3 separate regions of the Mus musculus genome follow, and regions 1 and 3 are each linked to region 2. Evidence: chromatin contacts called from ENCODE Hi-C or POLR2A ChIA-PET data. All regions are on one chromosome and are shown on one strand. Each heading gives the region's core, a stretch centred on a gene start or an enhancer-like site at or near the end of the contact. The rest is flanking DNA. Distances are from core to core; before and after follow the strand shown.

Region 1 (3,903 bases), core at 279-2,778, 44 kb before region 2:
CAATTGGCAATATATCTGATCTGTAACCCTGAGTTTGGTCCCTAAGCATTCCCATAAAAGCCCGGCAGGGTAACAGCACCTGTAAGCCTAGTGCTGCGGAATGACTTATAATCCACATTATTTCAGTTTTCTGCTGCCGTGCCCAAGGTCAACCATATATACATATGCACACCGCTTTAGAATACTATAACTGTCATCTCAACACTTAGTCCATAGTGTGTGACAAATGAAAACTAATCAACTTGTATTAAACCTTAATAAAATAGAGGACTTGTAATATGGCTTCAGTAGATAAGGGTGCTTGCTACCAAGTTCCACCACCTGAGTGTAAACCTTGAGACCCGCATGATAAAAGAACAGACTTCTGACCTCCACATAAACATCTTCAATTCTTGATCTTGCTTCCATTTTCTTGAGAAGATTTGTATATCCAGAAGCAAGACAACAGGGTCACAACGTAATCGTTTCTGGGTTTTTCTGTTTTTCTTTTTGAAGCAGGGACATAACCTTTTTCCTTACAGTCCCATCAACAGCACATAAAAGTTCCTGAGGTTTTATTAACATTCCAACGCTTCCTTAAGAAAATCAATGAGCATAGTTGCTAGTGTTTGACATTCATAATGATCAAGCAACCTCAGAGGACCTGGGGGTACAAATGGGAGGTGTGAGAAGCCAACAAAATAGAGTTTAAATTTCTCCCAGCCTCTGTGGCCACGAAAAGTGCGGATAGATCCCAAACCTGGCATAGCTGGGGGGGGGGGGGGAGCACAAGTTCGGGAAGACAGGCTGTGGACAACAGATTATTCATGTCACAAGAGTTTACACATAACAGGTGTAGAAGTGCTGGGACGTTCCTTGCCCATTAATGGAAATGCGCCAGAGACTAAAGTCAAGAAGACAGATAAGGTGGTATCTTCGGTGATTCACACACACCCCTCCCTGCTGCTCCCTTTCTTTGTTTCATTTTCCTCCTCTTAACTCTGAAAGATAAACCCTCCAGAAAATTAAGAAAAAAAAATGTCCTGAAAGTTTTAGTGTCGTCAGCATTTCTCGCTCATGAGGTAAGTCTCTTAATACTAAAAGTTAGTTTGATAATCTGGTTCCTCTTGACAACATACTTTTACAGGATCTGGTAGAACGGGCACATAAAGAGGCCACAGATGTGTCCCGGGCTTACGTATACCACATTCTCTCTGCTCCTGCGGGCAATATTAAGCTACGGAATGAAAGACACATCTGGCTTTCTTGCTAGTAAGACCAGAAAGGTAGAGAGTAGCTCTGAGCCTCACTCTGGGGTTCATTTCCTCGGCTACCTCTCACTCATCCCGGGCATTTCCAGAGCGTGGGTCTGTCTGTGGCGCTTCATCCTGTTTCTGTAAATCCGCAGCCTTTCCCATTACATCCCCACCCCGAGTCAGATGGAAGGCTTTCCTGTTTGGCCACAGTGTGGTCTGTCCTCCCGGGACCCTCTTCTCAGCCATAGTCTTTCTCTGGCCCAGGGATGCATGGTGTGGGGCCTTCAGCGGAGACCGGAAGCGGAAGCAGGGGACAGCAGCTACACTTCCGGCCATAGCCTCAGAGGCAGCCATTGCTGCATGCCCAGCCAGCACCACCACACATGATGCTAAAGTGCCTGTACCGGCTCTAACTTCTCCCGCGGGTTAGCAGAGAGCCACAGGCACAGGTGGCTGTGTCTGCACGAGCAGGGCAGGTCTCCATGTGGGCACCATGCTGCCTGTCACTAACTTCACTCCACAGACAGGAAAGTCCAGTGCTCATATTCCTTAAACGCACTTGAGCACATTTCTCTGGACAAGTTCCTTACAGACCCGAGGTGCTGGCATTTGGAGCTACTAGTGCCTCCCTTAGCCCCTGGAATAGTGACTACCATCAACTTCCTGGCTCTACTTAAGTGTGTTTTCCTGGACTACACAGGAAGGATATGAGAGAAAAATGCACATATGCTGTACGTATCTGATAAAGGTTATGGGGAACATCGTAAAATTTGGAAAGAAAATAGAACAAAACAAGCATTTGGCTCGTACCTTCACTGGCCATATTATTTTTAGAAACATGTTTGTTTTCTGGTCTTTTTACCAAAAGCCAGGAGACAATTTGTCAGCAAGAAAAGGGAAAGACAAGAATGAATAATGATAAATAGCTAAAATTATACTCTAAGACAAAATTGTGTAACAGATAAATCAACTCCTATGTTTAAAAAAAAAAAGTTCTTGAGAGAAAAAGGAAAAAAAAAAGGACTGAAACAGCTGAATACAAAACTCATCTTAAGTTTGTTTTTCTGAATGTCAGCCTGATAAAATCAATTTTAATGTTTCAACCTATAATCCGGACAACTCCAGGTCAAATTGCTACACATACCATGGCAAGGGAGTACAAACATTTACAGGCTCATTATTCATTCTGTTAATTTTATGACGCACCCATATGCATGGGCCTCTGTTGGGAAAAAAAAAACAAAGCCAGTTCTATGAATTCAACATAGTGAATTATAAAAGAAAACACAAGCAAACTATGTGGAAGCCTGCCACAGCATCAGTAAGCTATGCCCCCCACAAACCCCCAGCCTCAAACAAGCACTGAAACAGGACATGGCTGAGAGCACTAATGTGGACTTTCGTGTTAAAGAACCACAGTGGGTACCAACTTGCCCTATTTAAAAGAACTGGATGTGTTGGGGTGTGGGGGTCCATCTTAGGGAAACTGGAACCCCAATGAAGAAGAGTAATCAGGTTAATAAAGGATCTGAAAACTACGACACAGAAATTGTTGGGGGACCAGTGACGTGACTATTGCCAGGTAAAGGTGCTTGCCGCCAAGTCTGATGGACAGCCTGAGTCTGATCCCTGAAACCACGTGTCCGAAAAGAAAGCACAACTCCTACAAGATTCACATATATAAGGTGTCACCTAGAGGGGACTAACACTAGCTTATCGACTCCCAAGGCCAGATGGACGGGACATGTCTTCTTTGGAAGTATTTCAAGACCCTTTTATTTTCTTTCCGTTTATCCTAGTAGAGATTATAAATTGCTTGAGGCCAGTGATGTTGTCCTTCCCCTAAACCAAGAAAACCTTTAGTTTTAGCTAATAGGTATATAGACTTCTACAAACTCACCAACAAAAGGAAAAACACCAAGAAAAAAAAAGGAGAATTAAACAACAAATATGAGCTAATTAGGACTTTTAGAAATAGAGCAGATACAACAACTGACTGATTTTTTTGTTCCTAGGGAGAACAAAAGATCACTAACTTCCTTTGCCCTCACACACAGCCCTTGATATGTTTATCTTATGTTCTACTATTACTGGGCTTAATTAACATCACAGCACTTCAGAGTATGAAGAGTGTTGTCACTCTCCACTGCTACTAACTTCTTCATTTTAAAATACAGACAAAACGTAGGCTTAAAAACCGCATAAACACCATAGCCCTAGTTTTGGCCTGCAATTCATGATTTATTCAATCATTATAAGAGATAACTTCAATAAAGACAGAACCTGGATCTCAAGCCATGGAGTGTAGTCGCTATGTCTGAAGTTACCATTTCATCAGTTTCTACCACATCCTAGAGAACTGATCAGATCCTGTACATAATATGTGTATATGTCTAGACAGACAGACAGACAGACAGACAGACAGATACACATTCATCCCTGATGATCCTGACATCGTAACTGTCCCCATTTAACAGCTAAGGTAAATGAGGCTCAGTGCCCAGAGCCAATCCCTTGGAGTGTGGCTTTAAATCTAGGCTCTGTGACTCTAAAACCCTTTGTTTTCTTTACTGGACTGGACCATTTTAAGCATTGTTCTTCTGAACTGCCCCAGGACTCTAAGACCACATTTCCCAAGTGTTTGAAGAGGTCCCAAGGAGGGAAAGCA
Region 2 (4,104 bases), core at 309-2,808:
AGGCAGTTTTTCAACTCTTCCATTCATTTAAGAGGCACCAAGTCACAACTGAGCTAAGATCTATTTTTGCATTGATTTGCATACGTTTCGATCTCTCCTGTCTTCCCCATTTAAACAGTTCCCACTTTACCAGTGGATAGTTCACGCAGGTCTGAGTTGGGTAGATGGATACTCTTCTTTAATGTTTGGTTTCACTCTCTGTGTTTAAGTTTGCACAAGCGTCCCAATACTCTCACCATACTAACTGCTTTAGAGTCAGTTCGGGTTGTGTACGTCCCCTTTATTAGGATGTAAATTACCTGTAAGAACACTTTTTTACGTTATAGTGGGATGGGCAGTTTCTGCTACTGCACACTCAATTCTGGGAGACCTTTAAAATGGTAAATATAATTTCTTGTATTCCAGATAACACATTTGCAGGAGTGAAGGCGAAACAGGATATCACAAAACTGACAAAATTCACGAGCCCCAAGTACACCCCCGTCCACCACCGGCGTTTTCAGTAAGAAACGCACCACAGCCGCAAATTGTTTGTAAATTCCGAGTGTGCCACATAAAGTTGTGATTTTCCCCCCTTTAAAAACACCCTCCACGCACCTTTGCTTTGGGGAACCCAAAGCTTTTAGCCCTTGTTACTCTACGCCCCCACCCCCACATTCGACCTCTCCCAGGTTCGGCGGGGGTCTCCGACTCATCGGAGAAGAATGCGTCCTATGAGTTATCTATTAATCCAAAATGTCTCAGCTAAGAAGATATTTCACCCAGAACTTTTAACACCGAAAGGGAGGGAGGGAGTAAGAGAGGGAGGGGAGCTGGGGTCGGAAGTATCTTTTACTGAGAACTTTCCCAGAGTTTCTCCCTTCGCCATACCTCCCTCCCTCCAATTTCCAGCTGCAAGACGCAAGAACCCAAGTCCTGACCCTCCCTGGTCCCAATCATCTGAGGTCACCCGGGAGTCAGCTCTCGATTCCGCTTTCAACATCCCGAGTAGACAAAGCTGAGCATTCTACTTACAAAAGTCTCGGGAAAGTCCTCAAAACTTATGCAATAACCAGAGGCAGGCGGACGCGCGTGGACCCAGTCCCGCGCCCTCCGGACGCCCGCGTCCCGTGCTACTCCCCCCAGCCCCGGCCCGTGCGCCCCGCGCCCCCCAGCCAGTCCCCCTCAGTACCTCCTCCTCCTGAAGGTTGGCCTCGCTCGGGGTGTTCTCCTTCTCGGCTTTGCCGCCGCCGTTCATCTTCCCGGTCCTTCGTCGCCGCGCGGGACTGGGGCGCGGGGTTGGAGGCGAGGGCGAGGGCGCGCTCGCCCGCTGCTACCTTCCCCCGGGGCGGGCTGCGGGGCTGGAGCCGGGCGGCGCAGCGGAGAGCCGAGACGGACCGGCGGGCGGGGACCTCCGAGAGGCCGGGCGAGCCCCGGAGTCGGGACGCGGCCGAGACCGAGGAGGCGAGGCGGCGGGCGCGGTTGGGACCGGAGCCGCCGAGGACGCGCTGCTGGCAGGCTCTGGGCAGCGGGGCCGCACGCAGCGCGCTTTCTCTCGCCTTCCTCCCTCCTCCCCTCCCTCCTCTCCTCCCCTCCCTCCTCTCCTCCCCTCCCTCCTCTCCTCCCTCCGCCCTCCCTGGACGTGCGCGGCCGGACGCAGCCCAGAGAGACGCGGATCGGGACAGCGAAGCCCCCCGCGAGAGGAGGGGCGCGGGGCGGAGCGGTCGAACCCAGGGCTGGGCTGGGCTGGGCTGGGTTGGGCTTGGGGGAGGGGGGGTCGGCACCGGGGTCACGAGGCCGCGGGGACCGCGGGCGGAAGGTCGGGCCGCCCCTTCTTTCTCCAACCCCGTGGACCTAGGCGTCTGGGCGGGCCAGCGGCGGTGGGCTTGGAGAGGGGGCTCAGAGCCGAGGACAAGCCTTTCGGGGTAGGGGTGGGGGGCACATGGACTGGAGCGCGCTACTTTTGTTTGCTTGCTTTTCACGACGGGTGTGCACCCAAACCCACCCTCCGTGGCAATACCCGCCGAGACTCGGTTCTTCCCGGGCAGAAAGGTGACGGGCACGCGGGACAGCCCACCACCGAGCCCCGCTTTTGCAGGACACCGCTTGCCACCCCATTGCGGGTGCCCGAGTACAGCGAAACCTCCCAGCCTCCCCCCGCCCCCCCCACTTCGGCCGCTATCGCTCTCTAGGCTTCCGGCCGCCCCTGTTCAGACTCGCACAGCCGGCACCAGACTGTTCTGGAATCGGGTCTGTTTACATCACTCTACGGGGAGCCCCTTCCTGGAATACAGGACTACGTCCTGTTTATCTCTGCCATAACTTAAGTAGGCTACCTGGAGCGTAGTCCCGGAGCGTAGTAGGCCCTCCATATGTACTTGTTGACTAAATATCCCTCACTGCCCCTCAAAGGTCAAGACATTTATCTCTAGAGAATCAAAGCAATTACCCAACACCGGATGACCGCATAGCTTCCACTTCCTCATCTATAAAATGAATAAATATTTCATACATATATACACACACATACATATTCTCCCATTTCACTGATTATATATATACACACACACATATATATTACAATCATTATATGTGTGTGTGCATATATGTATGTATGTATGAATATATATATATATCCCAGGGTTTTAGAGATTATAGGTGGGGCGAGCCTCAGGTTCCTAACACCCATACTTGCACAATTGTGGTTTACAATAGGCGGAAGCTAGCATTATTATTAAGGAAGTTTCCATTTTCCTGGTCCTAGAGAACTTTTCCAACAATAGATCCTGTAAGCTCCTAGACTTTTGACTAGTTTGGACAGACATTTAAAACCCACGATTCAGCGGATGGTGCCTGTCTCTCTGAGGAAGTTCGTCTGGCATGCCGCACCAATCACGATTTCTCATTTATGGCTTGGTTTAACTGTTTATCTCTTTCTCCCTACTCCACATTCTTTACCCTTCCCCGCTTTGTGTGCGGTTGGGGGTGGGGTGAGGCGGGAGAGGGTGGGAGCTGAAGATAAGGGCCCTGCCTTTAGGCAATTCAAAGTAGTGTTGTGGAGACAAGATACCCCAAACAACTCCAAGGCAACATAGTCGCTGAATCCTGGTTCAAATTATAAAAAGCAGGATACGCGCAACGTCGTTCTTTTGCTTTTAAAGGCGTTGCGAAGTGAAAATCCATAGTGATACTTGGTTTTAGATCATAAGTTTTCTTTGAGGGGATCTGGAGACGTGGGAAAGTTTCTAAAGGAAAATAATGTTTTAAGTTGCTGTCATAATACCACTGCTCTCTGTAGGAACCAAGATGCCTTCTGGGAGGAAATGAACCAAGAGTCTTTGGAACAGCGGTAGAAAAAGTTCAGAAGCAAAACTGCAGTTGATTGGAAACTTTGTCCGCGTTTTGATTTATTGATTGTGCTGATTGGCAGCTCTTTGCTCGGCCGGTTTTTCAGTCAGTTATAAGAGGAACCACGAGGGGGCAGTGTCTTTCTGAGCGATACGTGAGTGGTGGGCTTGGGTGGCTGCACCGGCCAGTAGAACTAGCTAGCCCTTTGCCCTTCTTGGCGATTCCTGCCTGAATACACTCCACAGAGAGACATTGTTCCGCAGGAGCCTGGCAAGGACCCAAGAAAAAAATGACAAGCTGGTCCTTAACGGTTCCAGTGGGAACCCATTTACAAGAAGGTAGATTAGGTTGTGTGGTTTCAGGATGCTGGGAGAATCTCTGCTCTCACCAGGAAAAAAAAGTGGCTTAATTCCAGGTATGGAACCTGATTTTTTTTTCTTTCTTCCTTTCTTTCTTTCTTTCTTCTTCTTCTTTTTTTTTTTTATCTTGAATTCAAACCAAAACTTTGTCTTTTGTTATAAAGTTATCAACCTCTGGTGTAAGAAAGAATAATAAAAAATTAAAAAAAGAAAGAAAGAAAGAATAAGTCCTGTGAGGGGAACCTGCCTGGCATCTTTGTGTGTTCCCAGCATCTGGACAGTGCCTAACACATAGCAGGCACTGTTATTTTTAATGAATAAACACACCAGGTAGTGGTGACACACGCCTTTAATCCCAGCACTCTGGAGGCAGAAGCAAGCAGATCTGAGTTCCAGGCCAGCCCATGATCTACAGAGC
Region 3 (4,063 bases), core at 1,227-3,726, 49 kb after region 2:
ATAAGGTCCTACTATTAACTCGTTTGTAACTGGGTCTAACTATTAACTACTGTGAACTAGCCAGTTTGATACTCACTATGTAGCCCAAGCTGGCCTTGAACTTGTGGCAATTCTCCTGTTTTAGCCCCCTGAGTGCTGTGATTGTATTCATACCCCACCACACAAGCTTTACTATATTTTGATTAATGGAGAGGTAATCAAAGACTTAAATCAAAAAACAAATCAGAGACTATGTCATCATGAAGAGATTTCTTTTTTTTTTCTCTCTTTCTTTTTTGAATCACACAGCAGCTTGAACTGATGAAGATAGCAGTGGTATAAACTCAGGACTCAAATGCACAGCACACTAATTGTGCACTTGCTGTCTTCCCAGCCCGGCTTAAAGTGTGGAAGCTGACGTGTATAGACCAGAACTGAGACTCACTCTTTTTATCTATTTAAATTTTGACTCCTGATGTTGGTGGGAAACTGGCTCATAGGCAAATGATTTCAGATTAGCTTCCATGTGTGGGAGGGACTTCCTTGTCAAACTTCGCCTGTTAGGCAGCGCCCAGGCCATTCTTTTTCTTGACCCCATAGACATCCAAGGAGTGAGGGTCCAGATAGAAAAGAAGTAGGGCAACGGAGAGAACCTGATCAATATGCACAGGGAAACCGGTTTCACTCACAGGGTTTTGTTGTTTCTGTTGTTATTATGTGTGTGTGTGTGATTATACAGTGTGTACACACGCACACACACACACACACACACACACACACACACACACACACACACGCACCTGGTGCCTGAGGAGGTCAGAAGAGGGTGCTGGAATTGGAGATATGGAGAGTTGGTAGTTGCCATGTGGGTTCTGAGAACCAAACATAGGTCCTTTGAAAGAGCAGCAAGTGCTCTCAACCACTGAGCCGTTGCTTCAGCCCCTGAATACTGGTTTTCTTTAATTGTTTTTTCTTTTCTATGAATGCTTGCACTTTCTGGAACCACAAGAAATCACTGACCCTAACTCTGGGGCTTGTCCATTTCTGTTGCACAGTTAAATGCTCACAATGCTCCCTGGAGTCTTTCTAATTTTCTAAGACACAGGAAAGGAAACTGAACTTCAGAGTCCGTCCTACAGCAGGTGGGGAGGTGAGTGAATGTGTGTGTAGTGTGTGTGTGTGTGTGTGTGTGTGTGTGTGTGTGTGTGTGTGTCTTTTCCCAAACATCAGTAGTCCCTCAGATCATAGGACCAGTTACATACATACTATAAAACCACTTTCCTGGGGCTGGAGAGATGGCTCAGTGGTTAAGAGCACTGACTGCTCTTCCAAAGGTCCTAAGTTCAACTCTCAACAACCACATGGTGACTCACAACCATCTGCAATGAGATCATATGCTCTCTTCTGGTGTGTCTGAAGACAGCTACAGTGCACTGATACATAAAATAAACAAATCTTTACAAACAAACAAACAAATAAATAAATAAATATATTATTGAAGTTAGTTTGGTCATATCCTTGCCTTCTTTCTTTTTAACTCTTACCCGTTGCCCATCTGTCTTGGGGTTGCACTGGAGGTGAAATCAAGCAAGGATCTCCTGACTCACAGCCTTGTTCCCTCTTGAACTTTGCCACACTTGGTTGCTGCCTGTTTTATTGACAATGACCGGAATCACATTTATACAGCCAAATATGCTGTGTGCCATGTTGACCTGAAGTTATTGAAAGCGCTGAGGACTGGAGAGGGCTTGATCAAGAGCTCTGGCTGCTCTTGCAGAGGACATGAGTTCAATTCCCAGCACCCACTTGGTGGCTCACAGCTCTAACTCCAGTTCCAGGGGATCCAATGCTGTCTTGTGGCCTCTCTGGACACCAAGCATGCATGTAGTACACATACATACAGACAGACAAAACACCTACACACATGAAATAAAATAAATCTAAAACTTAAAAAAGAACTGACAACTTTTCGGTTAAAAACATCTCTTCTAGATCTTTTCCCATGAGAAATACACTTTTCTCTATTTTTACTGTTTATTGTTTTAATGATTATTTTTTAAATTGGCTTCAGGCTTATCTCTCTGTAAACAAACAAAAGGGACTTTCCTTCCTGCTGGTTTTCACAGACTTTTCGAGAGCAACGTTTACTATTCTTTCAGAGCTGCAACGACTCTTGCTCTTCCCCAAGACCCCGGAACGTGGGACACATTGGGCTTCAAAGGTGATTTAAAGTTCCTATTTTTCTGAGGTGCATTCTGGGGGATTTCTCCTCAACCTTTCTTATCTAAGTGCATACAAAGAGCAAGCACAACTAAACAGTCAAGGAGCAACAGTTTTAATCCCAGGCGTCTGGGGGTTAAGTGGGTTTGCAGACTGGGCCCCTCCCCTGAGCGTTACCTGCCACCCCATCTGGATTCACTTAGAGGCCACCAGCCAGTTATCTGCCTCCCTCTCCAGCAAAGCTCTTCACGGGATTCCTGACAGCACTTACTTAGCCAGACCTACTGGGCAGAACGTGATCCCTAGATGATAGTGCATCATAAATCCGCCTGCCCTGCCTCGCCTCAGCGGGCATGGGACCTCCACGTGACTCATTCCACAGGCTTCCTGTGAGATTAGACAGGTGCTCGCTGGGAATTTGAATAGCTTTAGATCCAGCAGTTCTGCTATTTCTGGTGTGGGCAGTGATGACTGCTCACCCAGGAGGGCAGGACCAGTGGCCAGCCTGTCTCTAGCGTTAACATCATCTGTCCCGCTTGCTAAGGAGCCTGCGTCGAGGACGCTACACCAAAGGAATCGCTGTTCTTGGAGTCTGCTGTCTCTATCATGTACCTAAAATAACTCCGGAGACACTGATGAGGGCATCACTGACAGACATGATTGGCTTCAAGGGCATCTGAAAGACCGAGCTTGCCCTCTGATTTAGGAGGCCTGGGGGGGGGGGGTTCTTCTGCGTTGTCTCTGGCAGCCTGCCATTTGCCTCTTCTACATGGCAATCTCTCCTCCGACTTCAGCTCCTGGGATAGAGATCCTATCTGAGGGGTCTGGTCAAGGAAGTTACCCGAAGCGACCACCTGCTCTTATCATTCCACGGCTGGGTTGCGCAGCCTCTTCTCTAGGTCGCGATTTATAATCTGATACTTGTTCTCTTCTGGTGAGTTCTGTGTGCCACACTTAGCTCCACAAAACTCCACAACCTTTGGTTGGTTTCCCTCCTCTTCCTCTTCACCTGCCTTCTTCTTACTACACCCCCAACCCCCAATGCCTAGCCCATAGTGCTTAACTGGTTCATAGTAAGTTTTAATCAAATTCCATTAGTAAATTCAATGATGAGATTTTTTTTTTTTTAAACCGCCTTCCCTGCCTCTTCTTCATTATGGGCTGCATAATTTTCGGATTTTCTTGAGCATACTTTTAACCTCGTTTGAGAAAAGCACACATCTAAAGCTTTCTATCTACCAATAGACGCGTGGTTTTTCAGAGATGGTGGTATTTATTAGATATCTCATTCCTGTAAGTCCTGATGCCTTTGCTCCCGCTGTAATGCAGCCAGAGTCGTTGAACTGACCATTCTCTTGGCAAAAAACAAACAAAATATCTAGACTGAAGGCTCACAAGCAGAAATACTTCAAGGAGCTCAGAAGGAAAATATTAGAAACATTTGTTCATCTTCTTTAATCTCCTGATAAGAAATAGAGGTAAGTCTGAGTAATAAGTAATACGTGTTGACAGCTCTTTATACATGGACGTTTCATGTCTGGAAGCAGTTTATGTGTAATTATATATTAACATGCATATGTTGGGGGAGACATGCTATGTATAAATAGAGGTTCTCAGTTTAAAAGGAGTAGATTGGAATACCTTATAGAGAGCTAGAGAGATGGCTCAGCTGTTACAAGCATTGCTGGTCTTGCAGAGAACTGAGTTCAGTTCCCAGAACCCAACACCATACTGTGGCTCATAACCACGCGGAACCTCAGTTCCAGGAGATCCGTTAGGCACTCACATACGGATGTGCAGGCCAAATATCCATGCACACAAAGTAAAACAAACAAAATAAAACAATAAAAATTCATATTCATGT

Evidence for each region. A loop is a pair of places that touch in the nucleus more often than their neighbours do. ChIA-PET counts read pairs that join two places held with the same protein, here RNA polymerase II (POLR2A).
Region 1: a map of heart shows a loop between it and region 2 (2.7-fold over the local background). The contact joins the enhancer-like site here to the promoter of Rbpms in region 2. A Hi-C loop is called at or near these places in 5 of 37 maps with a recorded cell type or tissue (CH12F3, T-helper 2 cell and heart). POLR2A ChIA-PET finds 5 or more read pairs at or near these places in 5 of 5 experiments (Patski and embryonic stem cell).
Region 3: a loop to region 2 is called in a map of heart, with 4 times the contacts of the local background. The contact joins the enhancer-like site here to the promoter of Rbpms in region 2. A Hi-C loop is called at or near these places in 3 of 37 maps with a recorded cell type or tissue (all heart). POLR2A ChIA-PET finds 5 or more read pairs at or near these places in 4 of 5 experiments (Patski and embryonic stem cell).

What each region holds. Positions count from the first base shown.
Region 1 is chr8:33,884,288-33,888,190 of GRCm38, forward strand. All of the region lies in intron 1 of Rbpms (RNA binding protein gene with multiple splicing), which reads right to left. Among named protein-coding and RNA genes, the nearest start is that of Gm51528, 38 kb to the right of the region's middle. Within about 2 kb of position 1,529, at least 1 of the 3 ENCODE cell types and tissues checked has a DNase peak (open chromatin) inside an H3K27ac peak, as active enhancers do; it is heart, where a contact is called at or near this core.
Region 2 is chr8:33,928,305-33,932,408 of GRCm38, forward strand. It overlaps Rbpms (RNA binding protein gene with multiple splicing), which reads right to left and starts at 1,559. Exons shown (of 8, transcript NM_001042674.2): 1 at 1,172-1,559. The coding sequence starts at 1,237.
Region 3 is chr8:33,976,160-33,980,222 of GRCm38, forward strand. No RefSeq gene overlaps it. Among named protein-coding and RNA genes, the nearest start is that of Gm39157, 9.3 kb to the right of the region's middle. Within about 2 kb of position 2,477, at least 1 of the 3 ENCODE cell types and tissues checked has a DNase peak (open chromatin) inside an H3K27ac peak, as active enhancers do; it is heart, where a contact is called at or near this core.